Regions from separate parts of the Homo sapiens genome. Here region 1 is linked to region 2. A link is a loop called in an ENCODE intact Hi-C map of the cell type or tissue named here. Cell type or tissue: PC-9. All regions are shown on one strand.

The links. Hi-C counts contacts between places; a loop is a spot of excess contacts. Peaks named below come from ENCODE experiments on the same cell type or tissue, not always from the same donor. Only the 100,000 strongest peaks of a DNase experiment are listed, where the experiment ranks them.
Region 1: a loop joins it to region 2, with 7 times the contacts of the local background. A loop is called at or near these places in 2 of 110 quality-filtered maps.

What each region holds. Positions count from the first base shown.
Region 1 is chr7:132,029,322-132,033,321 of GRCh38, forward strand. No RefSeq gene overlaps it. Among named protein-coding and RNA genes, the nearest start is that of PLXNA4-AS2, 230 kb to the right of the region's middle. In PC-9, no CTCF peak of the experiment used is centred here; a DNase peak (open chromatin) is centred at 1,790; H3K27ac peaks cover 2,110 bases.
Region 2 is chr7:132,143,096-132,147,095 of GRCh38, forward strand. PLXNA4 (plexin A4) reads right to left here. Exons shown (of 32, transcript NM_020911.2): 28 at 3,415-3,605; 29 at 2,024-2,193. Among named protein-coding and RNA genes, the nearest start is that of PLXNA4-AS2, 120 kb to the right of the region's middle. In PC-9, a CTCF peak has its summit at 2,485; a DNase peak (open chromatin) is centred at 2,566; H3K27ac peaks cover 776 bases.

The sequences.
Region 1 (4,000 bases), 110 kb before region 2:
AAAAAAAAAAAAAAAAAAAAAAAAAAAAAAAAAAAAAAGGAAATCATGAAAGGAGCCCACTTCCACTCAGATAGGGTGGTGTGCAGAGGTTAGAATTCATGAGGACCATATGATGATATGCTGGTCCAGGTGACCAGGAAAGAGGTTGGAGGAAAGGCATCTCAGTCCTATTAGAGGTCTAGGGTCCTGTCCCAGTGGGAGAAATCGCAGGGCCTTTGGAGAGAAACAGCTCAGACACCAGTGCTAAATAGACCTGGCTCAAGTTCTGGCTCATTGGCCGTATGGCCCTAGGCCAGTGACTTAACACCTCTAGCCTCAGTTTCTTTATCTCTAAAGTGAGAATAATAATACTTACTCTGCTGTATAGTGTATGGATTAGAGACAACAAGGTCACCTTGCTCAACATAGAGTCAGCCCTGAACCTATTAGCAAGGTCTGAGGTTTCCAAGGGTTTTCAAGGGCATGGCTGGGAAGAAGTTGGCATTCAGCCTTCCCATCACCTAGCATCGAAAATCCTCCTTGGGAAGCCCAGGGGAGAGTTCTGGCTCAAACACTGACTCACCAAGTGGGAATAAATACTTACGAGAGTCAGGCAATCTCCCCAGATTTCTTCCCTACCCTTTGGCTCTACTCCCCTCTTTTCATAGTTGACATTTAACGATATTCTGCGGAGAGGGGCTCAGCATTTAAAAAGATTCAATGGAAGGATCCAGAAGCAGGGAACCTGGGAGAACTTTTTAGCTGATGTTAAAAGTGCAAGATGAAAAGTGCTTTCGAGCCTGAAATTGAGTAACTATTGAGATTTGCTTCTGAGCCTGTGATTTGGTGTTGGCATATTTATAGGAGACCCTGGACTATTGAAGGGTGTGCAGGCTGGGCCACTTGCCAAGAAAGCCCTGGCTCAGTTCCTTCTGGAGCCTGCCAAGTTTTTGCTGCCCTAGGTTGTAGCCTTGAAGCTGAGGGACTTTCAGAGGCCCCAAGATAGCCCTAGGAAAAGAATGTCAAAAGCAATAGCAACGACTATCTAGCAAAGCATTGTGATAAATGCATTATCTTATCTTCACAGCCATCCTATGAATTAGATAGTATGGTGGTATCTTATATTAATTAAACAGCACTGGGAAGCAGAGTGCATAATAATGAGTCCTGATTTTTACTCACTGTGTAAACTTGGCAAGTTATTACCCTCTCAAAGCCTCGGTTTCCTCACCTGAAAAATGGGGATAGATGTATCTATCTCATAAAATTATTTATTTGAGATTTTCCAGATAAAGCAGGTAGCCAATATCAAGCATATGGTATAACACTCAGTAAATATTAGGCATTGTTATCTCTATTTTATAGATGCAGACACTGAAGCTTTAATGAAGTCAGTGGTGTGCCCAAAGTCACCTAGGCAGGGAGAGCAGGAGCCAGAACTCAAACTCAAGTATGTTTGACTGTGATGCCTTTGTTCTTAATCACTGGGTATGCTGCCTGAGCTGAAAAATTTCTGCAGGAGGTTTTGCTCAGTGGGAATTATAGCAGAGGTTTGGATTATGGTCTCTTTTTAAATTCTTAAAGAAGCAAGAACATCTAGACTAGAAGCATGGAGGAGAGAGGGTGCTGGAGCAGCCAGGCTGTGCTAGGAGAGTGGCTGTCCATGAGGATGTGTTTTCAGTGTTGGGCATGGTTGTTCTCTGCTCTGGGTCATTCTAGGTGGGCAGCCACCCAGAGAGGATGTGTTGTCAGTGTACTCCCTTCATTTTGACTTGCTCCATAACCATAATCTTAGGAAAGGGTGTCAGAAAGGATTAGATTTAGTATCACTGTATTGGAATGTGGAATTTCCAGTTTCAGGTGAAAGAGGCTATACCGGAAGGAGGTACTTTTTCTCTGTCCATCAGCCTGCCTCGCTCTTTCTCCTTTCCCTCTTCTACTGTCTCTCTCTTTCTCTCTCTCCCTGCCTCTTATTCTTGCTGTTTCTCAGAATGCCTATGAAAAAAAACAGCTAGTCCACAGCCTGGTGTCTTAGATGCCAATTCTTGGAGCAGTGGATTGCAACTAGATCTGTGCTTCTCAAACTCTCTTGGATGATGGGACAGAGTTTTTCTTTTCTTTTTTTTTTATTACTATTATACTTTAAGTTTTAGGGTACATGTGCACAATGTGCAGGTTAGTTACATATGTATACATGTGCCATGCTGGTGTGCTGCACCCATTAACTCATCAATTAGCATTAGGTATATCTCCTAAAGCTATCCCTCCCCCCTCCCCCCACCCCACAACAGTCCCCAGAGTGTGATGTTCCCCTTCCTGTGTCCATGTGTTCTCATTGTTCAATTCCTACCTATGAGTGAGAATATGTGGTGTTTGGTTTTTTGTCCTTCTGATAGTTTACTGAGAATGATGATTTCCAATTTCATCCATGTCCCTACAAAGGACATGAACTCATCATTTTTTATGGCTGCATAGTATTCCATCGTATATATGTGCCACATTTTCTTAATCCAGTCTATCATTGTTGGGCATTTGGGTTGGTTCCAAGTCTTTGCTATTGTGAATAGTGCCACAATAAACATATGTGTGCATGTGTCTTTATAGCAGCATGATTTATAGTCCTTTGGGTATATACCCAGTAATGGGATGGCTGGGTCAAATGGTATTTCTAGTTCTAGATCCCTGAGGAATAGCCACACTGACTTTCACAATGGTTGAACTAGTTTACAGTCCCACCAACAGTGTAAAAGTGTTCCTATTTCTCCACATCCTCTCCAGCACCTGTTGTTTCCTGACTTTTTAATGATTGCCATTCTAACTGGTGTGAGATGGTATCTCATTGTGGTTTTGATTTGCATTTCTCTGATGGCCTGTGATGAAGAGCATTTTTTCATGTGTTTTTTGGCTGCATAAATGCCTTCTTTTGAGAAGTGTCTGTTCATGTCCTTTGCCCACTTTTTGATGGGGTTGTTTGTTTTTTTCTTGTAAATTTGTTTGAGTTCATTGTAGATTCTGGATATTAGCCCTTTGTCAGATGAGTAGATTGCAAAAATTTTCTCCCATTCTGTAGGTTGCCTGTTCACTCTGATGGTAGTTTCTTTTGCTGTGCAGAATCTCTTTAGTTTAATTAGATTCCATTTGTCAATTTTGGCTTTTGTTGCCATTGTTTTTGGTGTTTTAGACATGAAGTCCTTGCCCATGCCTATGTCCTGAATGGTATTGCCTAGGTTTTCTTCTAGGGTTTTTATGGTTTTAGGTCTAACATGTAAGTCTTTAATCCATCTTGAATTAATTTTTGTATAAAGTGTAAGGAAGGGATCCAGTTTCAGCTTTCTACATATGGCTAGCCAGTTTTCCCAGCACCATTTATTAAATAGGGAATCCTTTCCCCATTTCTTGTTTTTGTCAGTTTTGTCAAAGATCAGATAGTTGTAGATATGCGGTGTTATTTCTGAGGACTCTGTTCTGTTCTGTTCCATTGATCTGTATCTCTGTTTTGGTACCAGTGCCATGCTGTTTTGGTTACTGTAGCCTTGTAGCATAGTTTGAAGTCAGGTAGCATGATGCCTCCAGCTTTGTTCTTCTGGCTTAGGATTGACTTGGTGATGCGGGCTCTTTTTTGGTTCCATAGAACTTTAAAGTAGTTTTTTCCAATTCTGTGAAGAAAGTCATTGGTAGCTTGATGGGGATGGCATTGAATCTATAAATTACCTTGGGCAGTATGGCCATTTTCACGATATTGATTATTCCTACCCATGAGCATGGAATGTTCTTCCATTTCTTTGTATCCTCTTTTATTTCATTGAGCAGTGGTTTGTAGTTCTCCTTGAAGAGGTCCTTCACATCCCTTGTAAGTTGGATTCCTAGGTATTTTATTCTCTTTGAAGCTATTGTGAATGGGAGTTCACTCATGATTTGGCTCTCTGTTTGTCTGTTATTGGTGTATAAGAATGCTTGTGATTTTTGTACATCGATTTTGTATCCTGAGACTTTGCTGAAGTTGCTTATCAGCTTAAGGAGA
Region 2 (4,000 bases):
TGTGGAAGAAGGGGGTGGGGAGAGGGTGGGTTACACCTTGGGCCAGGAATAAAAAAATAATCACTTTTCCATCAGAGACAATTAACTCCAAGTCAATATGCAGATCTTAAAATTCCCAGACTGTGTCTTCCTCAGCATAGCAATAGATCAAGTCAGGGTTGGGGGAAAGTGTCCTCAGGGTTGGGGGAAACTGTCTACTTTCTGGGATTTCCTTTGCTCAGACCTGAGTACTTGGAAGAGCTGGCATCCAAGAAGATTTGGCTCCACTCCAAGGACATTATGGCACCCCTGGAGGTGGCCTTGCCCCAGCAGGAGGGATGGGGTGAAAACAAATGGTTTAGATACCATTGTAGGTGATATTCTTGCACTGTGCTACTAAAAGCAGGTAGAAATGTTTAGAAAGACCCAACTTTCTCCAGCTAGGACCGAGAGAAGTTCTGGGCAGAGCATTTTTTTTTAAAAATTTCCTGAAGGCTGCTAACATTCAATGGAGGCAGTAAGTAGGAAGACTCACTAACAGAAGCAGATTGGTAGGCTGGGGACATGCCCCACTGAACAGCTCCCAGTAGTCACGCCACAAAGTCTAGAAGAGTTAAACGCATCTTACCTAAAGGCAGGTCCTGGGAGATATCAGACCCAGCACAGCTTTAAAAGGAGGAAATCGCATCACAAAGTTTTGCTACACTGAGTGAGCAATCTAGATTTTTGAGTCTTATTTCAGAAAGGTTGGAAGAACCCCAGAACGAAGGTCTTCTCTCACTAGGAGTTAATATGGGAGCAAACCCCATGCTTTGGTTCTGTGGTCTCAACCTTGGTTCCTACCTGGTTTTTCATATTCAGCAGGGATAGTCTCTTCTCCCGGTGAAGAGGATGAGGAGCCAGAGTATACTACATTGAATACAGTTTTGGTACCAAAGCCTGACTTCTGCCTTCATCTGTGCATTGCTTTGGGGCCCAGGGCTAGGTGCCAGGGTGCTTCGCTGAGCCCTAATGCTTTGCCCATCCTAGCAGTTGTTGGTGCGGGCAACAGGCCCACACTGCCTCAGAAGAATGATCTGGGGAAGAAGATCTGGAAAAGCTACAGGGAGGCAGTTCTGGAAGCAATGGGACAAAGGATAAGCCAGCTTTGCCTCAGGTAGAGCTCTCAACCAGAGACCACCTTGGCTCTGCATCTCATCAATAATTATTGAGACCCAGCTTTATGCAAGCTTCCGTACTAAGTGCTGAATACTGATGTGCGATCTTGAAATTTCAACCTGAAATACAAATTACTCACAAGTGAAAGGAAGGATGATCCATGTTAAAAGGAGAGAGGGGATCATAGGGGAGAACACCTAGAGTGTCAATTAGTACTTGGAGAATCCTGTTGTCTCAAAGGAAGACATAGTGGTTAAGGGCAGGTCTCTTCACCACACAGAGCTTGGAAAAGAGAAGAGAGCAATTGCTTGAATAGAATAGGAATGCCCTTTGTTCACCTGGCTGGTTCCTAAGTGTGTTTCAAAACTGCTTGCAAGTCACTGTTAGACATTGCCCTTCTAAGATCTGGTTGCACACGACACATCCTCCATCTTCCATAGCATTTGTCCCACACCAGCAGACTTCCTTGCCTCTCACCCTCATCTGTCAGTTCATTGAGGGCAGGGGCCATGTCTGATTAGCCCCGTGTCTAGCATAATCACAGGCACCCAGGAGGTACTTGGATGGGAGAGTGTCCTGGCCGTGACATTTGGCATATTTTTCTTGCTTCTTCAGCTGGTTCAATAAATGTTTGTTAACTGACTAAGTGATAGGAAAGAAAGATGCACAGACAGATTTGACTAGAGGGAAGTAAGAGAGGGAGTGAGCACAAAAATCTAGGAAGAGTGGATGGGGAGGACCAGAGAATGTGCCTGCTCAGAGTCCCTGCTGATGAAAACAGGCTCTGGCCAGCCCTTCTCCTGGAGGCCCAGAGTCCCACCACCATTAACTTGAGGCTGGGTGGGCTCAGGGCTCCCGATGTGCCCCCTGCCCTCCCTTCACTCACCAATTGCTCTTCCAGGTATGGCGGACGTGCGGGTCATGAATGCCATGTTTATCAGCCTGCTCATCCAGGAAGTCAAACATGTACTTGATGGCCAGGGGCAGGGCAGAGCCACGGTGTGCCGTGCTGAAGATGGTCTCAAAGAGGTCATCCACAAACTTCTGCAGTGTGCCCTGGAGAGGCAGGATACGTCCAGACACAGCTCGACTCACGTAGTTCTGAGGATGGCTTTTAAAACCTGCCTCACAGACCTAGGCAGGGGAGGATGGTATACAGCCCACCCTACTTGGGTAAAATTGGGTAAGTCCATGCATTAAATCATTTTTTCCCATTTCATCTGTCTCTAACAGCTTTAAATTTCCCCTGCACATGGAAAAGAGATATAACACTGATGACTGGACCTACGTAAGGCTTCCTCTGCCAACAACACGGTTTGGTTGAACACCCTCTGGCGGTGTTATTTTAGCACTTTTCACAAATGCTAATGAACACTCACTTGGTCAGAGCAGACAAACACAATCTGCTGGCTTTGTTTGGGCATTACTCACACTGGCTAATGAACAGTGACTCACTTGGCTCTGCAGAGAGCAGAGCTGAGCCCAGTCTCAGGAGTGAAAGACTAGCACTGCAGGCAAGCAACGTCCCCAGAACCAGGATTAGAAATGGTGCCGGAGGCCAGACACGGTGGCTCATGCCTGTAATCCCAACTTCTGGGAGGCTGAGGCGGACGGATCATTTGAGGCCAGGAGTTTAAGACCAGCCTGGCCAACATGGTGAAACCCCACCTCTACTAAAAATACAAAAAAAAAAAAAAAAAAAAATTAGCCAGGCGTGGTGGTGCATGCTTGTAGTTTCAGCTACTTGGGAGGCAGGAGGATTGTTTGAACCTGGGAGGAGGAGGTTGCAGTGAGCAGAGATTGCACCACTGCACTTCAGCCTGGGTGACAGAACAAGACTCTGTCTCAAAAAAAAAAAAAAAAAAAAAAAAGAAAAGATATGGTGCCTGGGAAGTCGTGATGGAGCCCCGACTTCCCCAACTTGAGATTGTAGATGATACCACAGAGAAGAAATCATTCTTTTATAAGGCATGGCAGAAGAATGTGAAAAGAGGCAGTTAGAGTCTCAGTATTTCAGAAGGGCATGGAGAAGGGGTAGAAACAAATCTTCAGATTGCATGCCAACACTGATGTATTGGCAGGGTTTGCCTGGAGTTCTGGATTGAGAAGGATTCTGAGGTTCGGTACGGGGAATGGTCAGCAGTGCCTCCTGGGGTGGGTAATAGAGTGGGCACCAGCATGAATGCTGGGTACTGGCTACTCTGGCATTTCTGTGGGCTGATGAAGTCCCTCTCCATAGCCTCTGGGCTCCCTGCACCCAGTTCTCAAGTCTGATACCTTAGTGGCCAGGAGTCGGGTCAGGTAGATTTCAGACACCATCTTGCTCCCCCGGTCCCCCTCCTTCTGGTCTCCGTGCTCGTGGTTCTTCACTAGGTGCCACATCTTGACTCCACTCTCCAGGTCAGGAGTGATCATAGGTGTCCGTGAGCGGAGGCTGTCGGGGCTGCCCGTGTACCGGATCATGTTTTCTGCCAAGGCAAGGATCACCCCCCGACATATGTGAGGCCACACAGCCTTAGCCCATCACTTACCATGCATCCCTTGCTCCGGCAGAAGCCAACGACTGTCTGATCATTCCTGCCATTGGTCGGTGCTGTCACCTTGCCTTGGTTTGGTGCATTCCCTGAAACTGGGATGCCTTTCTCACCACCTCCAGGAAACTATCTGTGGCTAATTCTACCCACTCAGATCTCCCCCTTCTTCCTGTACTCTGCATCGTGTCAACCCTTAATTATTCAATTTGTAAAAATATAAGCCTGTACTTTTTTAATGCTTTTCCTTGTAAGAGTTCTCAAGTCACGTCTCAGGATGTGTTCTGTGCAGCCAATTAAGTACATACTTAAGAGCAGGTAGCCTGTCTCCC